7 separate regions of the Mus musculus genome follow, and regions 2, 3, 4, 5, 6 and 7 are each linked to region 1. The links are chromatin loops, found by intact Hi-C in ENCODE. Cell type or tissue: left cerebral cortex. All regions are shown on one strand. Each heading gives the region's core, and the rest is flanking DNA. Links, peaks and the distances in the headings are about the cores only. Region 1 holds the start of Lhx9 (LIM homeobox protein 9). Region 2 overlaps Crb1 (crumbs family member 1, photoreceptor morphogenesis associated). Region 3 overlaps Dennd1b (DENN/MADD domain containing 1B). Region 4 overlaps Crb1 (crumbs family member 1, photoreceptor morphogenesis associated). Region 5 overlaps Dennd1b (DENN/MADD domain containing 1B). Region 6 holds the start of Nek7 (NIMA (never in mitosis gene a)-related expressed kinase 7). Region 7 overlaps Nr5a2 (nuclear receptor subfamily 5, group A, member 2).

Region 1 (4,426 bases), core at 115-4,114:
TGGGCTCTTCCGCTTCCGGGGCCGCCCCTTCTGCACGGTGCCAGTGCCATTGAAGTAAGGCAAAGCCAAGCCGCCGCTCTTGGCCGCCAGCTCCGTGTAGCTCAGCTGAGGTGGATATTCCCCTTGCAAGAGGGTCTCGAAGTGTGCGCGGCAGTACACCAGGCTGTCCTTCATCCCGAAATGGTCGCCCGTGGTCAAGGTCTTGTTGCAAGTGGAACAAGTGAAGCAGCTCAGATGGTAGACAGAGTCTCGGGCGCGCATGACCATCTCAGAGGCGGAAATGCCAAGGTGGCAGCGGGCACATCTCTGCACAGAGAACCTTCTGGAAGCAAACAGGAGAATCAGGGAGCCAGTTGGTACAAAGAGGACCCAACTCCCATTCGCAGTACCAGGGCTTAGTCTACAGGGGCCAAAGACTAGCTAGGGAGTTCTGGCTGAGGACCTCTTTGGATATCAGCTTTACTTGCTCGGTGACCTCCTCTGGTCCTAGTGAATCCGTATATTAAAGTGCGAAGAACCAGGAACTAAGCTTCAGTGTATTTTTTTTTTTAAGCAAACAAACGAACTGGCCAATTCACGGCGCTATTGAAAGAATATTAAATTGTAATGCCAAATGAAAAAGGCTGATCTTAATGATGACAAAATAGTGCCACTCTTTCATGTATTGAGTGTGCCTGGCATCCCAGAAAAAGAACGGTAATTCCACAAAGAAAAAGCTATCCCTTTATCTCCTGCTTCTGCTTAGACAGGAGCTAGATAATGTCCACAGACGCAAACATTTCCCAACCTGCTGGGATTTTTGTTTTGTCGGGTTTGTTCGATTGTTTTGTTGTTGATGATGTTTGTTTCTTCTTTATTGTTTGTTTCCTTTTGTTTTCCTTTGCTCTGCTTTTTTGTTTACTTGGTTGGTTGTTTGGTTGATGGGTTGGTTGGTTTTTTGTTGTTGTTGTTTTGTTTTGTTTTGTTGTTTTGTTTCCTTCAATCTGGTTCTGACTAGCCATTTCTGGAACAGTGGCCTCTGTGACTTTTTCATAGGCATTTACAGGACCATTGTCACCCACCTGGCTGCTGCTTTCTGGGCCAAAAGTGGGGGAGCTGGCCAATTCATATTGAGGGGGACCACAAAACACAACAACAACAACAACAAAATATTGTCTCCTTCACCTGATACCTGTCCATTTCCTCTTCTCCCTGATTTTTCCGGAGGATGCTGTGAAGAGCTGAGAACCCTGATAAAACTCATTACACCCTGGGATCCTTCTCGCCCATCCTCACCAATGGAGTATACACAGTTTTAAGGCAATTTCCCTCATTTACGAAAAACAACACACACACACACACACACACACACACACACACCTGTACTCTGACCGAGCCAAAAAAAAAAAAGGGACAGAGAAGGGACTCCGGATTCTCGCAGTGGCTCTATCGCAGTGGTTCTATCTGGTGAATTGGGTCAGAGGAGTGTGTGAAGGGGCTGGGGGTGGGGGCAGTACCTGTAATAATCCTCCTTGCAGTAAATGCTACCGTCCTTGGCAAAGCAGGTGAGCTCAGATTCCAGAGCCAGCTTACATTCACAGCACTTCAGGCACCTAAGATGCCACTGTTTGTCTACGGCCAGCAGATAGTACCTGTCGGAGATCTTGCCCCCGCAGCCGGCGCACAGAGCAGGCTTCTCCGGGCTGAGAGGGGGCATACCCTGTGAAACAAGCACAAGGCAAGGCTGAGGGTGGGTTCGGGGCGTTGCCGCACAACCCGGGACGTCCTGGCAGAACGGCAACCCCAGCGCAAAACAGCACACCATTACAAGGGCCACAGAAACATTTGCAACTTCCCCCCATTTTCAACATTCTGTTCCCCTTCCTAGCATCCTGATCCTCCTAGCCTTGTGACCCTAAAAAAAAATCTCAACATCTTGAGCTTGCTGAGAGCCTACAGGATGTTTTGATGGGCGGTCCAGAAGGAGAATAACTAAGGCTAAAAATGTGTAACTTTCAAATAATACACAAAATAAAATAACAAACTGTTATTGAGAACTAGAATTCTGAAGTACGTGAATCTTTTATACACAGACAATACTATAATTCCTTTTTTTTTAATTTATATAGGCAGAATAATTTGGCCGTCGTTGTGATTCGGACATACCTAACAGCTCTTGCTGTTAAGGCCGTCGCCCTAGCCCTATCCTTGGTGAGAAAGTGAAGTGCCTGTCCTGAAAGAAGAGCCCCATCCATTCTTTTCCGTACACTCGCTCTTTTCTCTAGCCAGCACAAACAGCACAGATAATTATCTTGAATTTTTGATTCCCAAACTAAGACCTAGTTCCCAAATGAGGCTAGCTAAGGCGGTAAAACTTATTCTGAGAAACACAGTTGGGATGTGGTTGCCGCTTTTAAAATAAAGTAGCCATTACAAGTAAAAAGTTCACCGCTGGACCCTTTCCTCAGACTAGCAGAAACAGTCCGGGCTTCCCTTATTACATTCTGGTGGGCATGGGAAGGATAAATTTCGTCCTTTACTCAGATATTGGATTCTCACTGAATTAATTATACAAATAGCGACAGTGGACTATTATCCCAAAACCTCGCTGTTCTTGTCTAGAGCCCTCTCGGGTCAGTTTGAGCTACAGTCCTTGCTGTTATACAGAGGGTCTACAAAGCACTCTTTGCCCGGAATCATCTCCGCAGACTTCTGTAGTTTTTTCCCCCTTTGGTGCGTGGAAGGGGGACATGTTTAGGTTACTAGTATTTTCACGAAGACATAATAACTGCTGTTACGAATAGGAACCGCAATAGTAGATTCCATCTCTTGAGGTTGTAGCGCTCATGTTCTTGCTTTTAGACTAGGGACCCGCTCCTTCGCATTTTATTTGATTTGATTTCCCACTATCCAATACACTGGTCCCATAAGGAAGAGAAACGCAATTTTTGTGACGACCAGAGCAGCTGAACTGTCCTGCAGAGCCCCTAACAATCTCTGGTTTCGGGTGCTGAGCTCCGAAGAATGGGAAAAGGACCAGAACGTTGAGGTCTACTCTGAAGGTCTTGTCTTCTATCCCAGGGCAAGGACGCCAGGCCGGTAAGTAGTCCCCCTATTAACTGCACCAAGGCTTGCCCTGGGGGCGGGCGGATCCGGCCTGGCGGCCAGGTCGCGGGAGACTGGAGTTTGTGGTTGGCAGGGAGCACGCCCGCTCCTTCCAAGGCCCGCTGCCCTGTCGGCTCGGGATCAGCTGCTATACAAAGACTGGAGAGCTCAGGACTACAACATCTTAGACACCTCGATTCGGAAAGGGAACCTTGCCTAGCAAGCACGCCTCTCGTGAAAACCTTGCGAACATCCCTAGGCAAAAGTCCCCGGGACCCGCCATCCCCAACCTGGGCGGACCGGGAGACTCGCTGTTTCCCGGGCGCCGCGCCCGGACTGGTCCTTACCGCGTCGCGGCCGTTGAGCTGAGTGCCTTTGGTCAGACGGGCCTCAGTCTTGGATCTGCGCTCCATCTCCTCCATGATACCTTGGATGTGGCCTCCGGAGATTCCGTGGAAGAGCATGGCTGGGGGGCGGAAAGGACACGAATTGTTTTCGGCTCGGCACCCCACTATTTCCATAAACACACGCCTGGGGCTCTCAGTTCATTCGAGTGAAGAAGCAAAAGCGACCGCACAGGGCTGCGCGATGCAGAAGCGTAGAGACGCGTTGGGGAACAGGGACAAGAGAGGAAAGAAGAAAACGACAGAGTAGAAATAGCTCTACTTGAGAGGGAAAAGACCGAGGCAAAAGAACGACGGGGAAGGGGGCGGGGGGGGGGGATATCCAGGGTTTTCCAGAAGGAGATGTGCAGAAAACAAACAAACGCGGACGGAGGGAAAAGCAGGCGATTCTAACTGCAGCGAGAGATCGAGTTACTAATGGAAAACAACTGCCGAGGGGGGTTGAAGTGGGGGGGAGGAAAACAAAATCTAAGGAAGAAAGAAAAATAGTTTTGAACACAAAGAAAGAGAACGAAGTGCTAGATTCAGCGGTCCCCGGCTGCCTGCAAGTTCCCAGTGCCTGTAGGTTGCGTTGGGGACTGCTCCAGCCGGAGCTGTGTCCAATTTGTTAAGAGACTAAAGCCAGCCCATTTTTGATAATTTAGTAGGAGGAGTCCTCTCCCTGGAGCTGCCACGGATTTTTATTCAGACAACAAAGACCTGTCATACCTCCTCTCAACCCCCTGGTGATGGGCAAGCAGGGACAAACATTACAAAGGGGTGGGGGACTGGGGGAAAGGCAGAAGGAGGGGGTCTTTACCCCCTCCCCACATGCGCGCCTGCACACACACACACACACACACACACACACACACCCTCAAGCATACATCTTTCCAAGAGTTCCCAACAGTCATGTTTTCAAAGCGGTAAAGGAGCCCTTATTGTCCGCATCCTGGATT
Region 2 (4,426 bases), core at 251-4,250, 430 kb after region 1:
GGAGCAATCCAAATGTCCACTGATGGATAGATAAATTTCATATATGTGTATGTGTGCATTCTAGCTAATATTAATCTTTAAAAAGGGACATTTTGTCACATAGTACAGTATGGATCAATCCTGATGCTATTATGCTAAAAGAAACAAAGCAGCCACACAATCAAATGATAAATACTATATGATTTCCCCTATATAAGGTCCATAAGTAACTTGGCAGAGCCAGAGGAGAATAGTGCTTTCCTGGAGATGAGGAAAGGGAGGAATGTGCAGACTCTCAGCTGTGCTAGATGAAGATCTTGGACGATTGGCCATACAATATGAGCAGGCCTAACGTTACTGAATGGTACAATTACTGGCTAAGAAGTTAAATCTTATATGTATTTAACAGGACAATTTAAAAAGATAAAAGATGAGAAAACCCATTTTCAAACATGCAACAGGTAATGCCTCAAAGTTGGATTATTCCTGAGCTATAAACACGATTTGCTACTAGATTTGACAATAGCACATATCAGTACATATAACAACAACAACGTAATCCTTTTAGTAGATGTTAAGAATCATTGACATGGAATTTGGTCCCATTTCTAGAAAACGAAATTCTCTCAAAATAAATAGTGGTCTCAATACTCAGCCTTCTTGATAGAGGGCATCTGTTTCTTTCCAATGTGTTCTTGCTGATGATGGGCAGGAACCTAACACGGGTTCTTTATCCTGACATGCAATCCCATTTACGTGCACCCTGAGAGCTGGTCAATTTTGTAAGTGTGTAATAAAACTGCTAACATGGAAAAAAGCTATCTGCACACTAAATGTAACATTAAAAGGTTTTCTGCAACATTAAAAGCTGAGTCACTTTCCTATTAGAATATTATTAGATCATTTTGCCCCTCTCACAAGGTAAGCACATGTGAAGATGAGAAAATGGAGTCTTGGTACAGTCAAGTCCATACATCTGCTAAGTGGTAGAACCCTCGCTGTGTTCTTTGTGGATTCCACCTTGGTCATGAGACATCAAGACGCTCCAAGCTTTTTTTTTTTTTTTTTAATTACGTATTTTCCTCAATTACATTTCCAATGCTAGCCCAAAAGTCCCCCATGCCCTCCCCCCCACTCCCCTACCCACCCATTCCCACTTTTTGGCCCTGGCATTCCCCTGTACTGGGGCATATAAAGTTTGCAAGTCCAATGGGCCTCTCTTTCCAGTGATGGCCGACTAGGCCATCTTTTGATACATAGGCAGCTAGAGTCAAGAGCTCCGGGGTACTGGTTAGTTCATAATGTTGTTGCACCTGCAGGGTTACAGATCTCTTTAGCTCCTTGGATACTTTCTCTAGCTCCTCCATTGGGAGCCCTGTGATCCATCCAATAGCTGACTGTGAGCATCCACTTATGTGTTTGCTAGGCTCCGGCCTAGTCTCACAAGAGACAGCAAGCTTTATCAAACTAGATATTATACTTCATAAAACAGTGTGGAGGATGTAAAAATAAATGGTTATAATATGCTATGTGATAAAAGCAGGAGGCTTTTCAGTTTCAACATGTGCATGTGTATGGGAATGGGAAAGATGCATGCAGAGAGAAATTAATAAAGACGGGGTGGGGGGCGGGGAGGGAGGAATGGAAGAAAGATACATTGCAATTCTGGGGCTCAAAACAGTATTACTTTTCTTTGTGCTTTCTGCAGTTTCTACATTTTCAACAGTGATATTTACTGTGTTTTATATAATAGTATAATGTATATTATATGTAAAATGTAAACACAGGGCTTCTTAGTCTCTGAGATAGAAAAGAAGTGAATGCCGGGTGTGTAGCTAAGAAATCTTGTATATGAAAATGGGCAGTGGTTTTATTGTCTTCATGGTTCACGCTTTGGAGTAAAAAGGCAGATTACACTCTGTAGATAACACTGAAATTTCAAAGGTTCAGGTGCTTGGGGGCTATGTTTTTGGGTATATCTTTGTTTATTTCTTCATTCTGAACATGTTTTTTTGCTTATGCTCAAATTCTCTTGACCCTTTATGAAGAGAAGGCTCCGAAGGATCTACCGCCATCTAGCGGTGATTCTAGTTACCTGCATAGCTTTTATTCCTTGCTTAGTAATTAGTCTACTGGATAGCAATAGCCGTTTGCTTATTTATTATGTAGCAGAAGTTTCACTGAACCGTCTGCTTTATTCACTTTATACTCATACATTGTAGACAAATTTTATCAGTTCACCATTTTTTTCCCATTTACTGGAACTAATAACATGTTTCTAACTAGTAAACCATGACAAAAGCAAGCAGACTCCACATCTGTGTTTGTGCCACACAGACCACAACTCCTGAGAATATGCTCTGATGACTTTTCTCACATTGCTTTTTTTGGAAAACATTTCTTAAGGAATTCAAACATTCCCTCAAACTCACCAAAGGGCTTTGAAGTGGAACTTGCTGGTGACACCTGCAGAGAATCCCACAGTCATGGCTACTCCTTTATCTCAGCTACTCAAATCATGGTGAGGTGGAGAACACAGCTAAGCCAAGTCCCACAGAAACTGTGAGAGAGACACTAACTGCCATTTTAAGCTGAAGTGTTTTGGGACACACTGTTATAAAGAATGTATACATAGAAGTAAGTATAAGAAAAATGGCATAGTAACCTCTATTCTACAGACCCATTAATAATCGAATCAAGCATATAGAGTGGTAGGCAGAAAGGTCAGAGTTTAAACTCAGATGTTTGTTTTCCAAAACTGTATTCTTACCATCTCTGCATGCCTTTCATCTTGCTTAAACATTTACCATGAGCCACAACTGAAAAAGCTCTAGGGCTACAAATAGAAAAGCAAATCAAAATGATTCTGAGATTCTACTGTGCACCCATCAGAATGGCTAAGATCAAAAACGCAAGGCACAGCACACGCTGGCGAGGCTGTGGAGCAAGGGAAATGCTCCTCTTCTACTGGTGGGAGTGCAAACTTATACAGCTATTCTGAAATTAATTTTGTGGTTTCTCAGAAAATTGGAAGTAGTTCTACCTCAAGACCCAGCTATACCACTCCCGGGCGTATACCCAAAAGATGCTCCAGCATCCCACAAGGCTGCTTGCTCACCTATGCTTATGATAGCCTTGTTCATAATAGCCAGAGACTGAGAATAACCCAGATGTCCCTCAACTGAAGAATGGATAAATAAAATGTGGTTCATTTACTAAATGGAACACTACTCAGCCATTAAAAACAAGGATATGAACTTCACAGGCAAATAGAAAATATCGTCCTGAGTGAGGTAACCCCCAAAGGACACGCTTTGTATGTACTCACGTATAAGTGAATATTAGCCATAAAACACAAGATGACCATATTATAATCAAATAGACCCAAGGAAGCCAAAAAACAAGGAGGGCCCAAAGATGGATGGTTGAATCTATTTCAGAAGGGGGAAAAATAGATATTGGAGGTCAATGGGAGGAGGGAACTGGTTAGGAGAGAAGATGGAGAGCAGAGCACAGCAGGGATGGCCTGGATCAGAAGTGGGGAAAGCAGTGGAGAGAGAAGGGAAAGCAGTGTTGGGAGTAGGGAGGAATCTCTAGGATATGTGGGAAACTGGGATTGGTAGGCGCCACAGAGGGTATTTGGGGGCAACTCTAGCTGAGACTCCTAGCAGTGGGGGGACATGGATCCGAAAGTGCCCACTTCCTCTAGCCAGACAGGACTCCCAATAGAGGGATTTGGAGAGTAAATCACCCACAAAACCTTTGACACAAAATGTGTCCTGCCTACAAGAAGGGAAGAGACAAAGACAGAGCAGAGAATGAGGGAATAGCTAACCAATAACTGCCCAAATTGAGACTCATTACATGGGCAAGAACCAAATTTCTGACACTATTAATGATATTATGTTATGCTTACATTCAGGAACTCAGCATAACTGTCCTCTGAGAGGCCCCACCCAGCAGCCAAGGGAAAGAGAGGCAGAGACCCACAGCCAAACATTAGATGGAGCTCCGGGAGTCTTGTGGAAAAGTTGGGGGAAGGATTGAAGGACCTGAAGGGGACAGAGACTGCACAGGAAGACCTTCAGAGTTAACTAATCTGGACCCTTGGGGGGTTCCCAGAGACTGAATCACCAAGCAAAGACAAGCACGAGCTGGACCTAGGACCCCTGCACATACGTAGCAGATGAGCAGCTTGGTCTTCATGTGGGTCCCCAACAACTAGAGCAGGGACCGACCGTCCCTGAGTCTATTGCCTGCCTGCCTGTGGATCCCGTAAAGGTCCCTCTTGTTTGGCCTCAGTGGAAGAGGATGTGCTTAGTCCTTCAGTGACTTAATGTGCGGGGTGTGTGTGTGTGTGTGTGTGTGTGTGTGTGTGTGTGTGTGCGTGTAGTGTTGGGGGCTAACACGCAGAGGGGAGCTCCCTCTTTGCAAAGGAAAAGATGAA
Region 3 (4,426 bases), core at 325-4,324, 320 kb after region 1:
TGTCTACCTACAAATGTAAGTAATTTAAGTGCAATTTAAAATACAAAACTTAGATATGATTATATGATGTAGCTTATAAGAAAAGCAAGAAACTCATATGAAATTGTGTATAATTTATGGTAACATATTAATGCCAAAATTTTATTTATAAGAGTTAGTGGACTCTGAAGTAAACTATAACTATAATAAATGGCAGCACTTCTTGTTGAGACATAGGAAGTGTAAAAAGTTGGTATAGTTGCCACTTGTAGAGATCCACCCCATAATCAGCATCCAAACGCTGACACCATTGCATACACTAGCAAGATTTTATCGAAAGGACCCAGATGTAGCTGTCTCTTGTGAGACTATGCCGGGGCCTAGCAAACACAGAAGTGGATGCTCATAGTCAGCTAATGGATGGATCACAGGGCTCCCAATGGAGGAGCTAGAGAAAGTACCCAAGGAGCTAAAGGGATCTGCAACCCTATAGGTGGAACAACATTATGAACTAACCAGTACCCCGGAGCTCTTGACTCTAGCTGCATATGTATCAAAAGATGGCCTAGTCGGCCATCACTGGAAAGAGAGGCCCATTGGACACGCAAACTTTATATGCCCCAGTACAGGGGAACGCCAGGGCCAAAAAGGGGGAGTGGGCGGGTAGGGGAGTGTGGGTGGATGGGTATGGGGGACTTTTGGTATAGCATTGGAAATGTAAATGAGGAAAATACCTAATAAAAAATGGAAAGAAAAAAAAAAAAGAATGTCACAAGTTCAAAGTCAGCCTAAGTTACCTAGCATGATTCTGAAGGGAGAAGCCACTTACTTCGTCACAAGAAAAAAGTAATTATAAGCAACAAATCAAGAAAAATAATTGTGTTGTCATGGGTTAGAGGAGAAATTTGGCAGGTAAATATTAAGACTACTTGGTTTTGTTAAATAAGTTTTACATAAGACATATAATTATTACTTTTATTGTTGGAAATTATAGCATTCCCACCAAGCCTTTCCACGTACCCGAACCTGTTTTCCCTCAGCTTTGTGGTGTCTGTCTTCACTAAGTGTCCATACATATCTACATGTTCTCCTGAGTACAGTCTCCTCAGCCTATACATTATTACTACATGTATGTTTTCAGGGCTGACCACTTGGTATCCATACCCAGCCAGTACTTTTCACTGGAGAAGCCTGTCTCTCCCCGTCAGCATTTGTAGTAGCCTGTTGTCATTGGTGTGTTCCTCCTGTCCACATCAGACATGTCTGTTGTTGTCCTTGCTCAGTTAGTTGTAGCTTCTGATATTATGAGGAGACACATCTATCTCGTAGTAAGCTCCCTGAACCTCATGCTCTGCCCTCTGCCCTACAATGTCCCTGAGCCTTAGGTGCTGGATATTATTATTATTTTAATATTATTCTGTAGATGTATTCCATTGGAACCTGACTCCACAGTGGATCTGTAGTGGTTTTCTGTAACATTTTTCATCTGTTGCAAAGAGAAGTTTCCTTGATGAGGGGCGAGGACTAGACGTATCTTTGGTATAAGGAGAGAGATTTAAGATGTAGAGTTTGTGCTGGTTTAGTGAGGTGATTGTAGCTCCTTCAAGATTGATGTCTTCACTGGCACTGGGGAGGTGGCCAAGTCCAGAACCAGGAATGGTTTCCTTCCTTCTGAGCAGGACTCATGAAGACAAATAACTCTAAGAACCAGTTTTGATTTTCTGTTTATTTTGGCTCAATATTGAAGGTACTATGAAGGTCAATTGCTAGTTGAAGTAATAGGGAAATGTTTTAAAACACTTTAAAGGATAAAACTTTTTGAAATACGTTAAGGGAACATGACCATAAGAAGTATTGCCTAAATAAAAGCACATTATAGCAACGCGGATTTTAGGGGCTCTTCATATTGGATTTAACATAATTTATTCTAATGGCAGTAACTTATACAGTTGATTTTCTGGTGAAATACAGTATTGATAATTAGAAAGAAGTCACCTTCTCCGATGGAACACTATTTCTTTCAAACATTTCGTATTTGGTTGTAGTTAAAATTGTTTCAAAAAGAAAGTGGGTTCTGGATTGCAAGCATGCCCTCTAGTGGACATTCTGTGGAACTTTCCTTAGAAGTCAATTTGTAGTGCCAGGCGCAGAAGGAAGCATTCAAGCCACCCTTCAGAAACTGGGCTTTAACTTCAATTTAACTTTGCAGAACAATGCTTAGTATATTACAAAGCATAATGGAAAATGGTCATATTTGTGTAAATATGTCATATATAATTTTTAAAAATTTTAAAGTTTAACACTTTAATGTTAGAATTTTACTCTTTAAATTCATTTTCCATAAATAACTATTATAAAAATCTTGAAACAAAGACAAAATATACTCATTTTTTCCATTTAGTAAATCTGGTTAATGAATATTTCCATTTTAGACTTTATATAGAAACATGGAAACAGATTTTTCCCTCTGTTTTCTGTCCTTTAACTTTTTATGGTTTTTTTTCCCCCCTTCCTATTCAGTCTTTCAGAGTTCTGATCAAATTAACAACAATTCTCTATTCCAAAAATACCCAATTTCTGTATAAAAATACCCAATTTCTGTATACAAGTTCTTATTTTCTCTCAAGAATCTTAGGATAAGGAAATGATGCTTTCTCCTGTCTGGCTTGGCTTGGTTTGGTTTGGTTTGGTTTTGCTTTGCATTTACCCCCTGTGTGGCTCTGCTTTGAAGTTTGTCAGAGATCAGTTGCTGGTATTGGTGGTGGGAAAAGCCATTAGTGCACAGTAGCTAGTCCCACTATAAATTCAGGATCTTTGCCATTTCTCAAAGGATCACTTATTTATTCTTCTTCACTGAGGTATTTAATACTTAATCATATTGTTTTTGTGTTGACTAATAATTTCTTACACTGAAAAGCTGTAAAACCACTGGTCAAATTTGTGTTTTCAAATGTTAAAGACCTAAGGGGTAGTGGGATTTAAATCACAGTTGGTGTCACCCAGCAAATGAACAGCCCTTAAAACCTGGCTTCCCAATGTCCAGCTTGAAGCCATGTTTGTTGCAAGTGCCCATGTGGGTAAGTGTGCATCCTCTGAGTTGAGACGTCTTATGCCAGTTGTTGTGTCTTAGAGACAGCCTCCTGGGTATTGCCATTGCCAGCTGCTCATAGTCTCTGGACAACAAGCAAGAGTGGACCCTAAAGTACTGTTTCTGGGATGAGTATTTTGCCAAACCAGGGATCACTTCTGATTTCCTGCATTCTATTTGTCAACTGAATGATTTTTTTTTAAAGTTTAAAAAAGAAAGAAAGAAAGAAAGAAAGAAAGAAAGAAAGAAAGAAAACTAGAATAGATTAAAAGCAAATTGAAATGAGCATCTGTTACGGCACTGGTGCTTTGATTTGGACAGAGTGGATGTATCATCAAGGAGAGTCCCGTTTAACTATCTGACCATCAGGGTAAGCTACTTCCTGGCTTTGGAGACCATGTGTCTCCTCGGAACCTCAAGAAGTGTTAGTCCCGCTAATTTAGCTTTGAAGATAACTTGCTTCCTTTTAAGTTCTTAAGCACCATGATTTACAAATACAGGAAGACATCTATATTCATTCTCTGCCCATCAGCCTTGTCATTTAATAGGAAGGAACAGAAATATCTGCGTTTTTATAATATGATGAACACAGACCAGAATAGCAGCTCTGCCCTGTGGATGGTTTGGGAACATAAACATCACTCCTAAACCACAGCCTCCGGGGCTGTAAGGTGATGGTAAAGTGCCCGCCTCCGCGGAGGCCTCTTCCACATGGTGCTTCCAGAGCTCTCTACAGTCAGTTTCACAGTGAGGTAATAGTTGCCCATTTTATTTACAGTAACAATCCACTATACATGGGGGTGGGGAGGTGGAGAGAAAGAGAGAGGGGAGACCGAGGGAGGGAGGGAGGGAGGGAGGGAAGGAGAGGAGAGGAGAGGAGAGGAGAGGAGAGGAGAGGGGGAGGGGGAGGGGGAGGGGGAGGGGGAGGGGAGAGGAGAGGAGAGGAGAGGAGAGAGGAGAGGAGTAGTTCTGGGGAGCCAGAGAGTCTCCTCTATGGAAACAGAATGCACTGCACGCGCTGCTGCTGGCAAGGCTCTGCTTTTGGGTGCTCTGCACCCTACTTTCTTGTTAATGTTCTTCATTTCACTTGCTTTGCTTTCTTTTCTCTGTGTGTTTTATTCAGTTATGGCCATGTCTTTTGACCTGTCTCAGATCGGTGCTGAATCTGCTAATGAGGTCTGGAACTGATTTTCATCTACTGTATCAGGATGGTTTGTTTTGTTTTCTATGAGTTCCACTTGGTTCGTTTTTAAATTTTCCATTTTTTGCTATGATTCATTTCCTCATGCATTATCTATTCATTAATGTCTCAAAATTCTTAATTGAATTCCAGACTTTATATATAGAGTGTATTAATAT
Region 4 (4,426 bases), core at 157-4,156, 500 kb after region 1:
GTGAGGATGCCTGTAACTCCAGTTCTCAGTAGATGGAGGCAGGTCTTGATTTAAAACCAGCCTGTAGTATGTAGTAAGACTCTGTCATGCACACACAGATACACAACACACACACACACATTCAAAAGGAACTCAGTTATAAATCAGAATTATATGCCTAGCTGTACTACTTATTCAATTTAAAGAGAGGAAAACATTTGTGTGCTTACTTTTTCCCTCCATTTTAAAGATTTTAGGGGACCATGAATGAAAATGGCAACGAAACCAAGAAAGAAGTTGTTTATCCTAGGAAGCTTGTCAGTAATCTAACAAGATAACGACAAGCAGGTTTTACTAAAAGAGAAATCCCAGAACCCCAGATGTGCCACCAGTATCAGCATTAAGCAGAGCGAAAAGTGTAGCCTCAAGAGGGATATGTCAGAGAAGAAAAATGTGGAGTTCTGTGTAGGGGGACAGCAAAGAAACACACCAACTCTAAAACCCAAAGCAATTTTTACTGCTGTTAATTTTGGAGAACACTAAAAGCTGCACAAAAAAGAAAATGAAGTCAGGGTAGGTCGGTAAGTGAAATCAGTACACAAATAAAAGAGAAAATAAAGCTCTCATGTAGGAGAATAATCCTTTACTATAAAATAATATAAACTGTAACAGATATTGGGAGTAATAGAGGTCTCTCTCTGTGTGTGTGTGTGTGTGCGTGTGTGTGTGTGTGTGTGTGTAACCTGCTAAATAATTAACTCAATTTTTGCCACAGTAGGATGACAATGTTTTGCTTAGTTTAGTTTAGTTTAGTTTAGTCTAATTTAATTTAGTTTAGTTTAGTTTTGTGACAAGGTCTCCCTACACAGCCCTGGCTGTCCAGGAACTTGCTAGTTTGAGGCTGGCCTCAAACTCACAGAGATCCACCTGCCTCTGCTTCTTGAGTGCTGGGATTAAAGGTGTGTACAACCACACCTAGCTAGGATATCAATATTTTATGTCAGTACCTAAAGATGAAATAAACATTTAGGAAATAAATGAAAACAAATTTGTTAGAAAGCACTTCGGGGAGCTTTTCCTGGTATGTGCACCTCGGGCGTGAGAAGCAGGTAGGTGTGTGCTTCATCAGGACCCTAGGGATTTGGAGAGGATTACTGAAGACAAATTTAATAAAGTGTTTGCAAAGCAAGCCAGGTGTATTTAAATCCATCCCCTGTCTTCCATTGTTCTGTTTCTCTGTATATTTTTAAGTGCTTGTAGTATTTGTACAAGTCTCACACCTTCCTGGTGCCATTGACATGGTCTTTGACATAGTGAAGGTCATATCTGTGAATTTGTGAACGTGTGCCTAGATGCTAACAGGCCTTCTCTTAGGTACAATTCAGCATATGTGCGCTGACTGATGAGACCAAATTATCTGTCAGAATGAAAGTTCCACTTTTCAAATTTATAAAATAACTTCAATTTACTAAATGTTGTTTGACATGATCTAACCTAGACAGGCCCTGGACTCAGACTCTTTCTGTCTTCACTGCCAAAATGCTAGGCATGGGATGAAAAAAACTGATTAAATAATTAAATAAGCAGCTAGGGAAAACAGAACAGAGGCACAAACACATGATGGGTGGCCATGACTTAAGGATCATGGCCATTCCAACATTTTCAAAATGCCAGGAAAAAAAGTCACATGTGTTATACCTGGCACACTACATTCTCTCAATGAAAAAGAAAGTGGTTTTAATAATTATTATGCTTTAGAATTAAATATTAATTTTATCATTAATAGAATAAGACTTAAATTTATTATTGGGATTTAGGTCCCAGGAAAAATAGGCATGGAAGATTTGGTTTTCATATGAGCTTTCTAACTGAGAGTGTGAAATTTCACTGGGTGTTTAATGTTCAGAACAAGTCAGACACTACAGCACCTTCTCCTTGCAGTAAAGTTCGCCATCTACTGGCAGTCATAAGATTTTCCTTACAGAGCTTTAAACTTTCCCTCCCTCCCTCCCTCCCTCCCTCCCTCCCTCCCTCCCTCCCTCCCTCCCTCCCTTTCTTCCTTCCTCCCTCCCTCCCTCCCTCCCTCCCTCCCTCCCTCCCTCCGCCCCACCCTCCCTCTCTTCCTCCCTCCCCCCTCCTCCTTTTCCCTCCCTGTGTGTGTGTCAACACATATATATGATCTTTTTTGAATTTCTAGGTTTTGAATTCCTAACAAAATTTATCAGTGTAATACAAAATTAACATTATTGTTCACTATAAAGTGTTAATTCCCACGGCAGGGATTGTATTCATAAAATGGTAGGCTCAGGTATACCTTTCCATATAGAGGCTGTGAGAGCACTAAGCAGTGTGGTAGATACATCCTTCCCATGAAGGACCTGGGCTGGGTGGGAACCAGGCAAGATAAGGAGTGCAATAGATTAGAAAATGTCTGCTCTTAACAGCTTTCATTTTTGCAAAAACATATCTTTAACTCTAAACTATAAATTTAAGTGTTTATTTAAATGCTTGCCTCTGAAAATAACATGTAATGACGTTGTAATAATAACCTAACTAACTGTACTGAGGACACTGGTGTGTCTCATGTTGTCCTCAGTACCTGTTTATCCTAATACACACGGAACTTTCCTAAGTATGAATCACCCAAGCCAAGGTTCCTTAACAATGTTTCTCTATGCCAGGTATGCACATGTACATGGACAGCTATAATTACTACATACTACTCATATGTAAAGAAGTAATCACAAATACTCATTTAAAAAAGCAAAAAAAAGCTTTCTCCATTTAATTATTCTGTTATTATTAATTTCTCAGTTTTTATCAGGATTTACTAACCCAATTCTCTCCACAAAACTCTAATCATGTCTGTCATTCATTTTTATTGCTACTGAACTGAAGCATCAGATTCACTCTGTGCCACTAGAAAGATGGAAAGGATGGATGGATGAACTCCCAAGTATCATATCTGGGTCAAAAATAGCAATTGTAATGTGTCCATATTTAGCCAAACTAAACACCCTCCCCTACTCTCCCTGCAGTGTATGCACACTTATTTGGGTTCATCGCTCAGAGGCATGAACGTTTCCCAGGTTTGTTTGTTTGTTTGTTTGTTTATTCATTCATTCTCAGAGTAGTGGGACATGTGCCAAGGATTTAGAAAACTCATTTCTAAGGGATGCTCTGGGCTTGCTGTAGAATAACTTTGGAAACACGACTAGGCAGTGCTTTCTATTTTAATTTTATCTCACATTTAACCACACCTAAAGAGGAGATAAACACAGGATTTATGATTCCAAAGTGTGATTATCCCAACAGCAGGCAACGAACAGTATTTGGTGTTTTTTTTAATAAAGAAGATTAAATATTTACTAATCAGATGCTGCTAAAATGAACTGGGAAGTTTAAACATGTTAGCAGAGTCAAGCCTACATCAACAGGTCTAAGAATTTTAATTTATGAAAATGAGGACATTTGTTGAATTCTCCTTAGCCTGGCTTTCTGCAGAGAATGAAATTCTATTCTGGGCTGGGCTGGGTAGGGGTTAGTACAGGAGGGAACCACATCTTTATTCAGGACGTAGTCCAAATGGCTTGCACATGGTACGTAGTGAGTAGAAAACTATTGAATAATGAATGAATGTAAAAATAGCTGAATTCTCATTTAAGGCTTGCTATGAAATTCTTACTTTGACCTCTTTTGGTAAAATGAAGCAGAACAAATCAGCAGAAGAAAACCACTCACTTTGATCCACGGTGTGGCAGAATCCACATGGAATACTTGAACTAAGATGTAGATGGGTTCTTTGAAGACAGTCCCTTCCCCCTGAATTTCTGCTGCATCCTAAAATGCTAGGCAGTCACTCTCATATATGCCGTTATCTCTATACATGTTCATTGTCTCAAATACCAGCCTGAGACCAATATAATGTAATGGGAAGAGTACAGACATATGGATAGATGGATTGAAATATTGGTTCAACCAACGTCCATCTCTGTGACTCTAAGGAAACTGGTCATCATCACAGTGCCCCAGTTTCTTTATTTTTAATAGGGATAACTAATAGCCAAGTGCACAGCAGGTGGCCAAATGGGTTTTGAATCGTAGACTTACATGTCGGCTCTGCTACTTACTGACCTCTATGGGGCTTTTCATGAAAATACTAATATGCCTCAGGTTTCATTTCTGTAAAAATGGCACTATTCCATAATATCAAACCCCTAACAGTGCTTGGCATAAATGAGCATTATTTGTATCTTACTAATAGTAAAAATGTTATTAGTATTCTTGCTGTTTTTAATCCCAAAGAACAGAATTAATGATGTACATGAAGGTCCTTGAAAAAAATTTTAGCCACTAAAGAGTTTTTAATCAGTAGCATTTGCTTGACCATGCAAGGTCCAAAGTCCAAACACCTTAGGATCCCCTCTGTTAATGAAAGAAATTCAAT
Region 5 (4,426 bases), core at 241-4,240, 240 kb after region 1:
CTACTGCTGGTAAGCTGGCCTTTGCCAGAGTTCACCATTGGGAAAAAAACCGTTAGATTTGGTCAGTATAGATTAAAGAAACCACAGAAACTTGATTTAATGAGTACTTTAGTATGTATCAGAGCATTTTCCCCCAAAGGTAAAAATTTAGATTTGGCAAGCATAGTTCTTTAAATTTTGCAAATTTCTTCAATAGTTATGTAGAAAAAAAAAAAACGATGTGTAACTAAGAAATATAATTTTATATTGTGGCACAAAGATTTCACAAGGGTTCTAATCTACCCATAATCCCATTTGCTCTATCGGGGTTAGCTTTCATACCTTTACCAGTGGCAGCCTTGTCCTTCACATCTTTCTTTAGAAGCACCCTAAAAACAGAGTATAGTCAAAGAGCTGGCTTCTAAGACAAGGATTTTCCGAGTCTGGTATAAGGCAAAGTTTCAGCCTAAAGCAACCATGAAAACAGTGTGTAAAGTATGAGAGTAACTGTGAGAACTGGCCGGCTTTAGAAACGGCTCCCAGTGCGCTCAGTAATCTTGATTTCAGTTAGGCCAGTTGACACTAGAACAATGTCCAATGGCCTCCTTGTTCTCTCAGACTGGAATATAGCAAGGCTTGTATATTGTAAGGCTAGACAAGGAGTAGACTTCGGAGCAGAAGTTTCGACTGTATTTGGTGAAGCTACAGAAGAGCTAGAATTCAGTGCAATAGTTTTGGTATTGATGGAGAAAGAATTGTTTTCGTCCTATAAACACCTGCATGCAGAGCTTAATTTTAAATAAATTGGTTGGGATTTCTTTCTCCAAATGATGCATTTGTATACATGCATGATTCACACACACACACACACACACGCACATACACACACATACACACACACACACACACAAGGCAGGGGAGAGAAAGATGGGAGGAGAAGAGAAATCATTTGTTATTGATGGTTTCCTCATATCTAAAAGCCAATATTGGTAAAAATCAAAGTTCTTTGGAATTGATGGTAGTTACTTAAAATTTTTCAAGAAAAATATTATTTAAAGGTATTTAAGGATTGTGATTATTTAAATAGACCATCTTTCTACACAGGCATGGTAGGTGTTGTATTAAGTTTCTGTGACTAGCCGTCTTCAGAACAGTGCATGTACTTGTCCCGACTGATTGCACTGCTGTACTGTGTATCTCCAGAGTGGAGGAGTAGTGCTGCCCATGCTGTGAAGTAGGTAGGCAGTGACTCACTCCTGCAGCTCTTTCCTTGGGGAACTTGAAAGGAAAAATAGTTTTGGAAACTACAGGATGTAATTTAATTATATTGTGAAGTGTAACACACACAAATCTTAAGTAGAAAGCCAGATCAATGAGTAAGCTTTTCTGTTATTCATTTTAGAGTTTTCCTTTGACCAACACACTTAAAATCTTTTTTTCTCATTCAGAGAATGTAGTTTTTTCATTTTGACATAGACAGTAGATTTTTATATACAACATTCTAGAACTAAACATTTAAAAATCTCTTTCCTAAAAGTTTTATACAGTTAAAATCATTTTGAGAACCAATGATAGAATTTTTGCAATATTTGTGGCATCATAATTTTTTTTTTTTCTTGGTAACGTGTTCTGGCTGCCTTTGATAACACACCTTTCAGGTCAATTCTCTGTCATGTAATTTAAATTTAAATTTTCTACAAGTTAATTTAAAAGTACTCAACCATGCACACATTCTTTCCAACACTCTTTCTTGATTCTGATGCAGCCGTCAAGTCTTTCCTGCTGCTTCTACTCTAAGTAGAGAAGCTCCTCCCCTTCTCGCCTGTTACTTGCTTGCTTGCTTCTAATGCTTAGAAATAGTCCTCTTAGGACTGTGGTCCAATCCTCAGAGCATCCAGGACAGGTACTCCTTAGTTCAGAGGAGAGAGTAGTGTCCATACAGGGTCTTACTTGAAACTTTCTGAGCCTTAAAGTCATATGAGAGTTTCAGCTTTCATCTATTCATCTATGTAATTTCCTTCTCTTATCAGAAAATATGGTAGATTGAGCAGTTTCCTAGGAAAATGATTCTCTATTTATATCATTGATATTAGGATTATACTGATATATGCTGAAGGAAGAAAAAAATATTCTCATGGGTCTCAAGGTCATTGAGCAAATAACTCACACCAAGTTCCAAATGGGGCCACATTTTCTGAGTACATGTATCTTGGTTAACTTTTCAGAATGATTGGGATATTGCAAATCTTGAAATAGTTGTGGATCCATAAAATATATTTCTGTTTGCACCAGGTATTGGTGATGCGCCCTAGACTTTGGAGGACCATAATGCCCTCTTGTGACCATAGATGAATATCACATCTTGTTCCTTTGACGGTTTTACTACATTGTTGGTCTATCCATCTATTCATCCATCTATCCTCCCACCAACTCACCCACTCACCCATCCAACATTTAAAGACCACCTACTTGGCAAGCTGTGAATCTGTAATGCAATGAATAAGCTTCTTTACTTGTTCATTCACTGGAATTAGAAAATATATGTACGTAGCTATGTATGCAGCTCTCTGTACACATCCAAGTATAGAATAGTCCTATAACTCTAGCAGAGTCACACAAAAGAGACAAAGGTGGCATCTGGAGCAGTAGTGACAGCACTCTTGCTATGTTGAGAAATGCTCTTGGGAGGAAGTGACATCATTTGTGTTTTCTTCTTAAGCAAAACAACAGTACTTCAATATGGCACATTTATTGTCAGATACTTAAAAACTGTGAAGTATATCAGAAGAAGTGTGGCTGTAGACCACCAGGATTATAATAAATTCTTATCTGTTCAGTTGGTACTTAAGTTGGTCATTTAGTTGGCTTCCCTGATTATTTCTTTCAAATATTCAAATTTAGCTTTGAAGAAAAAAAATTTTTAAAAATTCTTTTAGACTACGTGATTGCTGCAATAGTATGTGTCAGGGCAACTTCTTTATGAGTAAACTTAGAAAGGAAAAAAGTGATTTTGAGTAAAGTTCAACCACAAAGAAGAATTAGTTTTGTGCTGTCTGCACTGTCTTTTTTAAATAGTTTCCCAGACAGACAGCAGGCCCTGAGACAGCCTTACATGTGCACAATAGAGCATCTGGGTCAGCACTGGGCCCTCCTGATTCACCAAAGCCCTCATCAAAGTAGGATGGCCAGCTAGGACTGCAAAGTGACTGTCCAGGAGAGCTGGCTTGTGCCACGGTAGGATATGTACCATCGAGTGAGAAAGAAACACCAATCCATTTGGCTCTATCAAAACTGCATTCTGTCATTTACGATTTTAGAAAATTATACTGCAGTGTATTCAAGCATCTGTATGTTTTGGATTTTGCTAAAAACTAGTGAGAAAAAAATAAACTATACAGCGATGCTCAGTGATCCCACTTGTCTCTGAGCTACGCTAAGCAAAAGCGACAGGCAATGTGAATTACTAGCGTAGTAGTGAAATTTTGCGTGTACACAGTAATGAGAAGTTACATGGCTCCGAGTTTCTGGGATCTTGGATATATAGATTACTGTTCAGTCACTCTTAACTGACCTTTGAACATTCTGAGATGACTTGAGAGGTCGCAATGGCAAGGCTGTCTGGTAACATCAGCTGTTACTGCTTCTCTGCAGCAAGGTGCAGAGGAGACTGGGCTTTTCTGTGTCCTAACAGTGATGCTCAGAGCATTAGAAGAGCCTTTGAGAAGCAGGATTTGTGTTAGTGCAAAAGGCTAAAGATCAGAGATACCTATAAAAGAGTTCTCAAAAGTGTGTTTTTAAAAAGTTATTTGTTCTCATATTATTTATTATTTCTATGGACATCCGTCTGCACTCATGGTTTTCTTTTTGATAATTTGAAATTTCAAGATGAATACATTGCATCTTCTATTTCCTAACAATGATTTCTAACATTTCCCTAGTTTGTATGATAGCATGTTAAAATGACGTAGCATCTGTATTTTCTGCTGGAGTGTAAGACCCAGGAGGAAGTGTGTCATTGTTTCTCACGGCATCCAAGTTTCTTTCCTGGTGCCTGGATCTTGTATGGTTCTGAAGTTATGACCTGAAATAGTTAATTCAAAGTCATTATTAGACTTAACGTTTTTTATTTAAACTATTCTATCAATAACAACGAAAGTCAAATGAATGTGAAGGTGCACAAGGACAAGGGCACAGAGGGGCTGACAGTGTCTTCCTCGCTGCTCTAGAGCAGGGAGAACACAGTGATAAAGCCTATGCCTGAGTGCCCGTGACATCATAGGTCACTGACGGAGAGATGTGTGTAAGGGAAATGGAGATACTTCTGACAGTCATTTAGAATGTATTTGCATCCAGTACCTTTGACCTACACCCTGATAGTCTTCTTAAATAAAATGTTATTTAGATATAGAACTTTTGACTTAAAAATAAGGGTTTTAGAGACTTTGAT
Region 6 (4,426 bases), core at 196-4,195, 220 kb before region 1:
ACTATGAGACTGTCTAGAGTTTGTGAACCTATCTGTACATAAGCAGCCTGGAGTTTAAAAGTAGCTCCTCCACACAAGAGCTGTGGCAACATACAACAAAGACTACTTCCACTAAGTCATATAAAACAGACAGCTGTACATGTTTATAAGCCAGTAAGTTTTCCTCATTTGTACACTGTGCCACTGATTCCATTAAAACTCATCCTATTAGGTCAGCAGACACACAGGATGACGGAGTGATTTTATTTTAATAAAGGCTCAAAAAAATCATTTATCCTGACCAAAAGAGCAAAGGATGTTCCTTAGCATCTTAGATTCTGTCCCCATTCCCACCCCTCACCATGAAGCCATAAACGATAAAGCTGCTTTCTTTAAAAGGAAAAGAAATATTCTGAGAGATATATAACACCACAGAGATAATCAAACTTTCAGCTGGAAAATGACAAATCAGTAGTTTAGAAGTTTTGCAGCTATATCAGTTTAGAAATTCTAAGCCAAGGACAGTAACTTATGTCTATAATCTCAGCCCTTGGGAAGTTGAGTATACCATGAGTTCAAAGCCAACCTGAACTGGATACAAAGTAAGTTCCAGGCCAGCATAGACTGCAAAGTAAAACCCTATGTCAAGAAAAAGAAAATGTTTTAACTGTAAATTGTAAATTGTAAAATTATGTACCACAAATGCATATACTTGGGTACAATTATATAACCAATGTTATATCAGCTATAATCTCCACAAATAAATTGTAGGAGGAAGAATTAAAATGGAACAACTTCAAAAGTATAAAGAGGTGGTTCTTTGAAAAACGTTGCAGTATTTGTAGAATTACAAATAAAGCAATTCGGAGTAAATAATAAACCACCATGTCATACAGTTCTAAACTATAAATTCCACACACCTTCTGAACTAAAGTAAGTTTGCTACTGCACTGTGGTTTAGCTTGTAAAGTAAAAGGTCTGCCCACACACTAATCAAATATTTGAAAAGAAAAGGTGAAAATGAGAACAGCTACCCTAAAAATTCTTATAATAATAAAATTGACTTTAAAAAAATTTCACTGGAATTTTACTTTATTTTAGTTTTAGCAAATGCTCAATACTTAATGTTTGTAGTCAGCCAGGGCTGAGAGCCACCAACTGCAGTCACCAGAAGCCTGGGACTGAGAGGGGAGTCCTGGCAGTACTTGTCTTTCCGGAGTGTAATTGCTCTGCACTTCAGCGTGTTGGAAACGGGAATGCTGGATTTTAATTTAGTAAGGAAAGACATGTCCGCAGCCTCTGCTCCCCTCCTCCACGAGTTCGGCCACCGGAACAGATGATTTCTTCTGTTTTACTAGGCTGGAGAGAAACTAAGTGTCCAGCGAAGAAAGTGTTTGTGGGAAAGGAATGGCGGGAGACAGGTATTATCCAGATAAACTTCAAATTACAAAATAGGTCTGTTTGTCTGAAAATGCAGTCTTGTCAATTTAAGCTAATGATTGTCTTAACCGTATTAAAATTGCCAAGCTGCCATAAATGTGTCTAATGAGATTTCTTCTGGTAGTTCTTGGTTTTCAGTTTCAGGCGATCTCGGGCAAAAGCCCCAGTCAGTCACGGACTATATTTAATTTGCTGACCAGGTTCGTTTCTTATCTCCTATGGTTTCGGTGGAAGCGGTGACTTCAACCTGAGCCCGAATCTTGAAAGTCAGCACAGGGCTCAAAGAAAACCAGAGCTCCCTCCCTCTATTTTTTAATGCAGTAATTTCACAAGACTGAGCCTCTCAACCCTTCTTTCCACCGGCCCACATCCTCAGACAAACTTGGCCTCCCTCGCCTAGCTCAGGGCAGCGGTAGGAAGTACCCGCCCTCCTGAGCTGGGGCCGGGTGTCCTCGCCGTTCACTGGCTGCAATGGCTGTCAGTGCCCTCAAGGGCGGGGACTCCCACCTTACTGTGGAATCTGAGGACTGCATGGTCACTGGGTCCAGATTCCCCTCCACTCCGCCCCAGAGTCTGTCCCTTCTGCACTTTCTCCAAAGGCCCTCCTCTCATCATCCATTTTTCTGACCCTCTAAGAAGTAAAGTTTCCCTCCACACGCCCCTACCCCTCGCCAGCCGAAGCAGAAGATGCAACGGTTTGGGATGTAAAGCAAATTATGGTCCGGGTCTCTCGGAGTGGTGGCAGATAGCTGTGAAGATGAAATAACTGCTTAGGTTGCATGTTAGTTCAATAAAGTGCACTGGCCATCACGAAATACTGCAGCCATGAATACTAGTGAGAAATGCTACAAAGCACTGCAGGCTTTATCTTTTATTCATCATTTTCAGAGTTTGTCCGGTTGTCCCAAACTATAAATTTTTGAGTATGAGTACTAAACCTTTCTTGGATCACATCAACATCCCATCGTCTAGAAGAGAACAGATTTATAATAAGCTTATTCGGAACATTATTCTGTAAAGCAACTCTATCAAAGCACACCGTCATGAACGTCAGTTCCTCCCGGGAACTGCAGATTCCTTGGAGGAGAAACTAAAGAGTGGTCCTAATAATGCTCTATAAACTGCGGGCATTGAATCCAATTACAACCTTTAAAGTTAGTAATCTCAAAAAGAAAAAAAAGTCCTTTACATCTCTAGATTGTTTTTGCTATATTCAGTTCCATCACCAGAATTGTAAAGGGCACAAAACATATCTTACTTTAAAGTAAATATATTCTTAGTGTTTAGCGCGGGCAAAGACTTAGGCTATTCGAGTATAGTATGTGAGTCAATAAATGTATCTCTTGTGGGTCTTCCAAGGCCTCTAGCACCAGGCGGAGGCTATCGACATTGCTTAGCAGCATCTTCCACGGCCTAACTTCACCTTCGCCCCACTGGGACTCAGCTCATACTTTGCTGCATCCCAGCCCTGGATCGGTTTCAATCGGACCTCGACCTGACTACCCCACCACTCACGCTCGACTGACTCCCCGGTCCGTGAACTTCACTTTTCTAAACTGGGCTGCAGCCGAATCGGTTGAGCCAATCCTCGAGCTGTAAATAGCCAAGGTGACCAATGAGCTCAGCCCGGAGGCGGGTCTTCGCTGGAGTTCCTCCTGTCGGAGCCCGGAGACCTGTTGCCGCCACCACCACCGTCGTGGAGCTTCCTGGGGTCGAAGCGCCCGGACTCTGAGCTCCTGCAGCCAGCGGCCTGCACCACGCTCCGCCAGTTGCAGGCGTCCCGGGCGGTCCTCGGAGGCACGAGAGCCCGAGGCCCCACGCGGCCCGCCCGCTCCCCGCACCGGCCCCACCCGGCCGGGCCGTACATACTCACCGGGGCGCCGGGGCAGCTCGGTCTACGCGGGCTGCAGGGCTGCGGGATCCGGGGCCGATCGCCTCTCCCCGCGCCACTGCAGGCGCCGGCTCCCACCCTGCTCGGCCCGCGCTTCCCACTGCGAGGTTAGCGGCGGCCCATCCTCCCGGCTCCGCTCCTCCTCCGGCGGCCGCGGCTGTCAGGAGGGTAAACATCCCGGCATCCCCGAGGAGAGGGCGGGCCGCCGCAGGCCCCTCCCCGCGCCCGCACCCTGCTCCGGAGCCCACGCTACCACTTTCCCGAGAACTGGGGTGTGCCTCGCTTACGGCGGTCGACCCCTGCCTCCAGATCGGAGTTTTTTGATCCCACTTACCAAGTAGTTTAAGCTGCCTCTACATGGTGTCAGTGCAGGCAAACGAGAGTTTTCCCGGAGTCTGGCTAAGCAAATCTAGACTTTAGCGTCCCAGTTTTAAGAAAGCTTTTCAGGACCCTTCCGAAAGTTGAACTAGTTGGTAGGTATGCAGAATCTTTGGGATACAGGCACACTCACAAAGTGGCATTACAAAAATATTACATTAGATAAATTCGTTTACACGTCACATATTTGCAATATGGGTCTCTCCCTAGTACATGGAGCTTTTCAAAAGCAAAGCTTTGATTCCTACTGTTCCACTAACCAGATTTGAACGAATGGAGCGAACAGCTAGGAGGCAGTGTAGAGTCTGTCATACCTAGATGCTAATCATTCAGTGGCCAGTCGCTTAACTTATCGTGGTCTTTCTTGGAAGTCAGCCTTAACGCCTCTCCTTAGAAACAGACGATGACATACAACAGCGTGCTTGAGCACAGATCTTAACCATTTGATATCAGTAGGCCTTTTTCTGGTTTCGTTCCCCTGCCAAGGGAATAGAGCCAAAAAACAACAACAAGAAAAAGCGGTATTATAGCTCAAATGGATTAAAACAATAGAAGCAAGATTTAGAAAGTTTGGGCCAGCAAGATGACTCAGGAGTTTGATTCCCAGGACCCACAAATTGTTTTCTGACATCCGTACTGCAATGTGACACACACACGAATGCAAGTATGTGAAATATAATTAGAAAAGAATGCAAACGTTAATTTTAGTAAGAAAATTAAATTTCAAGAGGTGACGTT
Region 7 (4,426 bases), core at 216-4,215, 1.9 Mb before region 1:
CTCAGATCTTTTACAAATGTCAACACTTGACAGTTAAAAGGAAAAGGACTTCAAGAACAAAATGGGGAAATGTTCCTAAGGCCACTGGAACCCATTCAAGGGTTGTAGCTGTGTTTGAAAATCCAACTAATGGAAAAGACACACACATAGGCAGGGATGTGTGTGTGAGCATAAGCCACGAAGCTGGACCGCAGCATAGCCTGTGCCTGTTTACACTTAAGGGGCTGGTCAGGCCTGGTGTCTGGCTTTTGAATGAGGAACTCCTCTACTCTCTACTAAGATGGTATCCTTGCTTATTTGAGCGAGCACACAAAAACAACCTTAATTTGTTATGGAAAACAAAGCGGGATTTCCTAGCAAAGGTTTAAATAAATGCATTGAGTCTCTACTTTAAAGAAGATGTTGGGGAAAGATTAGAGGAAATTGAATTCATGGGGACTATTTAAAAAAATATAAAACCTCTGACAAATGCTTATGGTCTTGACAAGATTATTAACAATAAGAGACATTAAACATACTCAAATTCCTCCTGCTTTTAAATAAGTCATATGATACACTAATAAAAATTGTTCAATTAGAAACTAAAATCTGGTTTCTTGATACCTTGATTAAAAAAAAATCTTTTAAAATTATTTTCAGAATCCATCAGGATGAAATCATGCAGTTGGGAAATCAGACCTTCATGTCTTCTGGACTAAAGAAAAATGTTCCAACTTGCAGCACAGATTCCTCTCAAATTAAAACACACTTGGGTTGTACTCTGTCCTGTTTCCTTTTAACAAGGATGCTTTAAATATATATAAGTCAAGCAAAATCAATATTTAGGACTGTTAGAATGTCCCCCTATAGATACAGCACCGCACCACAATAAACTACTTTAAAGCCACCAGTCTGACAGTTTTCTACAGCATAGGCACCTACCTGCCTTTGGAACTAAATCAGACATACTGTAAGTCCTAGTCGCTCTATGACACTTCCCCCACCTCACCCCACCCCACTCTTTCCAGTTGAAAAAAGAAAGAAAGAAACAAACAGGTTTAACTTTGAAGAGTTTCCATGGGTTTGGTCAAACCGTTCTATCTTTTTTAGGTAGCACAGAAAAGGCAAACCTTGCAGCTTTCGCACGTGAGGAGACCGTAATGGTACCCAGACACTTTATCGCCACACACAGGACATAGCTCTTCCAGATCTTCATCATAGGAGTAATTCACCATTTTAAATTGAGACACTGAAATAAAAAAAAAAAAGAGAAACATGAACACATGCCCTATTAATTTCCCAATATAGGTTTTAATGCTGCTGCACTGAAAAGCATTGCTGATGTGGTTGGTGGCCAGATATCAGATAAAATATAAAATAATGTTTACTCAAGTGGTATTGAAGAGGAGTACTTTTAAACATGAGGAGAGCATCTTTGTGCATCAATAAACATGTGCTTTATTATTTTTCAGTTTCCAACTTTTTTTTTTTTGGTTAACATTTTAAAGTGACCACTGTTAACCAAAAACCAACAGATCAGAAAGGAAACATGAACCATACAAATGTTAACCTCAAATGTCTTTTAAACCTCTCTCTACTGTTCTCAAATGTCGCCTTTGCCTAATGAATGGGGCAAAATTTGGAGGCTGTAAGGGACTGGCACACTCCTACAGTGACTTGCTGTATGTAAGTACACCTCCCTTTGCTAGGCTTAGCAATGCTAATTTGCGCATTGTCGCTTTTGCAGAGCAATGAAGCTGCAGAAACTTGCTTCTCAGAAGCAACTTTAACAACAGCCTGTGGCTCTCAGGGTTCAAGTCTGTTAGATTAATCAAAACATTCAGTTCCGCATTGACTGTAGGTCTGTTCTGACCACTTTCATCTCCTCACGTTTGAAAATGCCCTGTGAAAATAAAAACAAGGAAGAGGAGAGGACACCCGGAAGCGGGGCAGAAACAAGCAAGGAAAAGAAACAGGAGGGTTTAGCAGAGTTCTAGAGCTTTGTTTGTAATGAACTTCACAAGCTTCAATAAGGAGAAGCGTTGCAAAGTATAAACACCTCCGAGATTGCGGGAGGAACAAAAATCAGACCATGGTATCCTGACTCCCTATGACTAGGGACATTAACGCCCTAGTCTTTGCAGCCAAAAAGATAAACTGTGCACAGAAAGGTTAGTTAGTGGCCCACAGACCCCTAGGCACTACCAGATGAGACTGAAAACCCAGTTCAGGAGGCAGAGCAGGGATGGGCCAGCATCTAGGCAAGGGGCAGATCTGTACAACCAGCCACTACCGGGACTCCCCGCACCCTCTTCAAACCCTTTGTGCACCCGGCTCCGGCCCCCTTGCTCAACCCTTTGCTACCCAAAGACGCACAAACTCCAAAGAGAGTTTGCTTTAAGTTAATCAGTGGCATTGCAAGGGGCGGGGCGGGGGAGGGGTACCCACAGCCTGGCAGAAGTTTCCTCAGATTTGTTTACTAAAAAGAAAATGGAGAAACTGCCCCTACCCCAGAGCCAAAGTACTATGCCTCTTTATTACTAGGTGGTATCTTTATTCTTTTAAAATGAAGTTCATTTATTTCTGTCTTAAGGAAGTGTCTGTTCCCCGACACAGAGCCCTGGGCTGTAGCATAAGTTGGTCCGGGAGAGCAACAGTTTGCAAAGATCTCGGGTAGAGGCACCAGCAAAGAAAGGCATTCCCGGGGCTCAGTAACTCAGAAATAAGGGATGCTGAGCGCGCCTCTCTCCTGCGAAGCCAGCTCTTACCCCAACTGTTAGAGAGAAGCTGAGACACTCTAAAGAATCAGGACCTGAGGGTTTGGGAAAAGAAAAGCTTGGGGTTGGGGGAGTTTACGGAACTCTGAAAACTCTGACTTCTGTTTCCAGGTATGTTTCTGGGCTGAGAGGGGCTGTACTTTACTAGTTGTGTGTTCTCTTCTGTCTCCCTGTCTCCCCCCAAAAGTAATCTCTAACTTCACATTTAAGAGTATCAGATTGGCAATCACTTACATTCTCCGTGCCCTTCTCAGAGATTCCATATAGAAGGAAAGACGGAAGCCCATCTTCCGGTAAAATTCGGAGTCTAAGTGGGGAGAGGTGCATCTGGGAACCCTGAGAATTTTTTTGTTTGTTTGTTTACCCACAGGGCACCTGGGTCACCTAAATTAAGAGTTCAGAGAACCAAATCCACCATGGTTTGGAAATCCCTGTGCCCCTGGGAAAAGTGAGGGAACAACTGGGTCTTGTAAAGCTAGGTCCTCCGTTAATCCCCTTGAAGTTGGATGCTTCGCGCTGCCTGAGAATCCAGTAACGAATTTTCTTTCTGGGTTCCAGCACCCGTCAAAGTATGAGTGTGTCCCTGGTAAGGGACCCAACGGCGGCCGGCAGGCAGGCGCGCACTGTCCTTGCTGCAAACTACCGCAAAGCCGCGCCAGGCTTTTTCCCACGCTGCTTTAGAGCCCAGTGCAAAGAAGGGTCATATCTGCTAGCCCCCCAGCAATAAGGCAAGCTAGTGTCTTGGCTTGGGGGACAGGAGGCCAGAAAGGGCCCTCTAAATTTTACAAAGAAAATGTTACCAGGTTATTTCTCTCCAGTCCTCAGTACGCCGTGTTTCGCTCCACTGCGCTTTTTTGCCCCGGATCCCGCCACCCTAAAAGCCTGCATGGGGCAGGAAGTAGCAAAAAGCTGGTCCTTCTGCCGGGAGGAAACTTAGCGGAGCCAGAGGCCAGAGCCCAGAGCTCAGGAAGCAGGCCTGGGGCACTTATCAGGAATCCCAGGTGTATCTCTTCAAGCCAACAAGGCTTCCTCAGTAGCAGACACACAAAGTTAGTCTAAGGACTGAGGCCAAGGGAATTTCTACAACCCTACCCAAAGACTTGGAAAGACCCCAAGATCACCCAGGATATCTGACCCCACCCGCACGTCTGCTGTCCCCTTCCCTGAGCCTAAGGCGATCTTGGGTTTCCCGGCCAGAGCGCACAGCCTACCATTGAGTCCAAGAGCTCTGTTCTCAACACTTCTCTGACCCTTTCAAGTTCGTGCAAAAACGGCTGGCAGGAAGCTTTAAGGGGATCACAAGCCGGCTGGCCTCAGTATCCAGAAACTCCGATAGGGGTGAAGATAGAAAAACTTTTCCTAACATTTTTTTCACCTTGGCCCGTTGCTAAGATAAAGTTCTGAAGAGTTTAGAGTGTAAAAAATACAGGAGATGAGATTTGGTCTTTTTCTGATGTTACCAATCAAGAATAGGGACACAAATGGAATATCCACACTCTCGGCTCTGAGACCGAAAGGATAACAAGCTAACCCTGAGCACCCCAGCTCCTCATTCGGCACGATACTAGACGGGAATAGAGTTGGGGTGATTGGTGTTTAGTTATGCCAGCAGTTTTGAGTTGCCTTAAAAGACTGCCGGATCTGGCAAGGCTTTTGGGGGTGCTGGTGTA

Evidence for each region. A loop is a pair of places that touch in the nucleus more often than their neighbours do. Peaks named below come from ENCODE experiments on the same cell type or tissue, not always from the same donor. Only the 100,000 strongest peaks of a DNase experiment are listed, where the experiment ranks them.
Region 2: it touches region 1 in a loop (4-fold over the local background); 21 of 42 quality-filtered maps call a loop at or near these places.
Region 3: a loop joins it to region 1, with 4 times the contacts of the local background. A loop is called at or near these places in 38 of 42 quality-filtered maps.
Region 4: it touches region 1 in a loop (9-fold over the local background); 8 of 42 quality-filtered maps call a loop at or near these places.
Region 5: it touches region 1 in a loop (4-fold over the local background); 25 of 42 quality-filtered maps call a loop at or near these places.
Region 6: it touches region 1 in a loop (2.1-fold over the local background); 3 of 42 quality-filtered maps call a loop at or near these places.
Region 7: it touches region 1 in a loop (7-fold over the local background); 3 of 42 quality-filtered maps call a loop at or near these places.

The regions. Positions count from the first base shown.
Region 1 is chr1:138,838,377-138,842,802 of GRCm38, forward strand. Lhx9 (LIM homeobox protein 9) reads right to left here and starts at 4,068. Exons shown (of 5, transcript NM_001042577.1): 1 at 3,432-4,068; 2 at 1,497-1,699; 3 at 1-322. The coding sequence starts at 3,605. In left cerebral cortex, for the core only: no CTCF peak of the experiment used is centred there; DNase peaks (open chromatin) are centred at 2,351, 2,711, 3,027, 3,293 and 2 more places.
Region 2 is chr1:139,265,979-139,270,404 of GRCm38, forward strand. The region is part of intron 5 of Crb1 (crumbs family member 1, photoreceptor morphogenesis associated); the gene reads right to left. Among named protein-coding and RNA genes, the nearest start is that of Gm41960, 100 kb to the left of the region's middle. In left cerebral cortex, for the core only: a CTCF peak has its summit at 2,067 (motif pointing left); a DNase peak (open chromatin) is centred at 2,055.
Region 3 is chr1:139,154,510-139,158,935 of GRCm38, forward strand. All of the region lies in intron 19 of Dennd1b (DENN/MADD domain containing 1B), which reads left to right. Among named protein-coding and RNA genes, the nearest start is that of Gm41960, 11 kb to the right of the region's middle. In left cerebral cortex, for the core only: a CTCF peak has its summit at 2,082 (motif pointing left); a DNase peak (open chromatin) is centred at 2,079.
Region 4 is chr1:139,338,748-139,343,173 of GRCm38, forward strand. The region is part of intron 1 of Crb1 (crumbs family member 1, photoreceptor morphogenesis associated); the gene reads right to left. Among named protein-coding and RNA genes, the nearest start is that of Crb1, 36 kb to the right of the region's middle. In left cerebral cortex, for the core only: a CTCF peak has its summit at 1,906 (motif pointing left); DNase peaks (open chromatin) are centred at 1,917 and 3,596.
Region 5 is chr1:139,081,265-139,085,690 of GRCm38, forward strand. Dennd1b (DENN/MADD domain containing 1B) reads left to right here. Exons shown (of 22, transcript NM_001166501.1): 10 at 1-9. Among named protein-coding and RNA genes, the nearest start is that of Gm41960, 84 kb to the right of the region's middle. In left cerebral cortex, for the core only: a CTCF peak has its summit at 2,297 (motif pointing left); DNase peaks (open chromatin) are centred at 1,210 and 2,343.
Region 6 is chr1:138,616,260-138,620,685 of GRCm38, forward strand. It overlaps Nek7 (NIMA (never in mitosis gene a)-related expressed kinase 7), which reads right to left and starts at 3,498. Exons shown (of 10, transcript NM_021605.4): 1 at 3,293-3,498. In left cerebral cortex, for the core only: CTCF peaks have their summits at 1,904 and 3,976; DNase peaks (open chromatin) are centred at 1,258, 1,880, 3,038, 3,478 and 1 more place; H3K4me3 peaks cover 3,090 bases; H3K27ac peaks cover 2,417 bases.
Region 7 is chr1:136,943,850-136,948,275 of GRCm38, forward strand. Nr5a2 (nuclear receptor subfamily 5, group A, member 2) reads right to left here. Exons shown (of 9, transcript NM_030676.3): 4 at 1,110-1,228. Among named protein-coding and RNA genes, the nearest start is that of Nr5a2, 14 kb to the right of the region's middle. In left cerebral cortex, for the core only: no CTCF peak of the experiment used is centred there; DNase peaks (open chromatin) are centred at 1,811, 2,800, 3,144 and 3,750.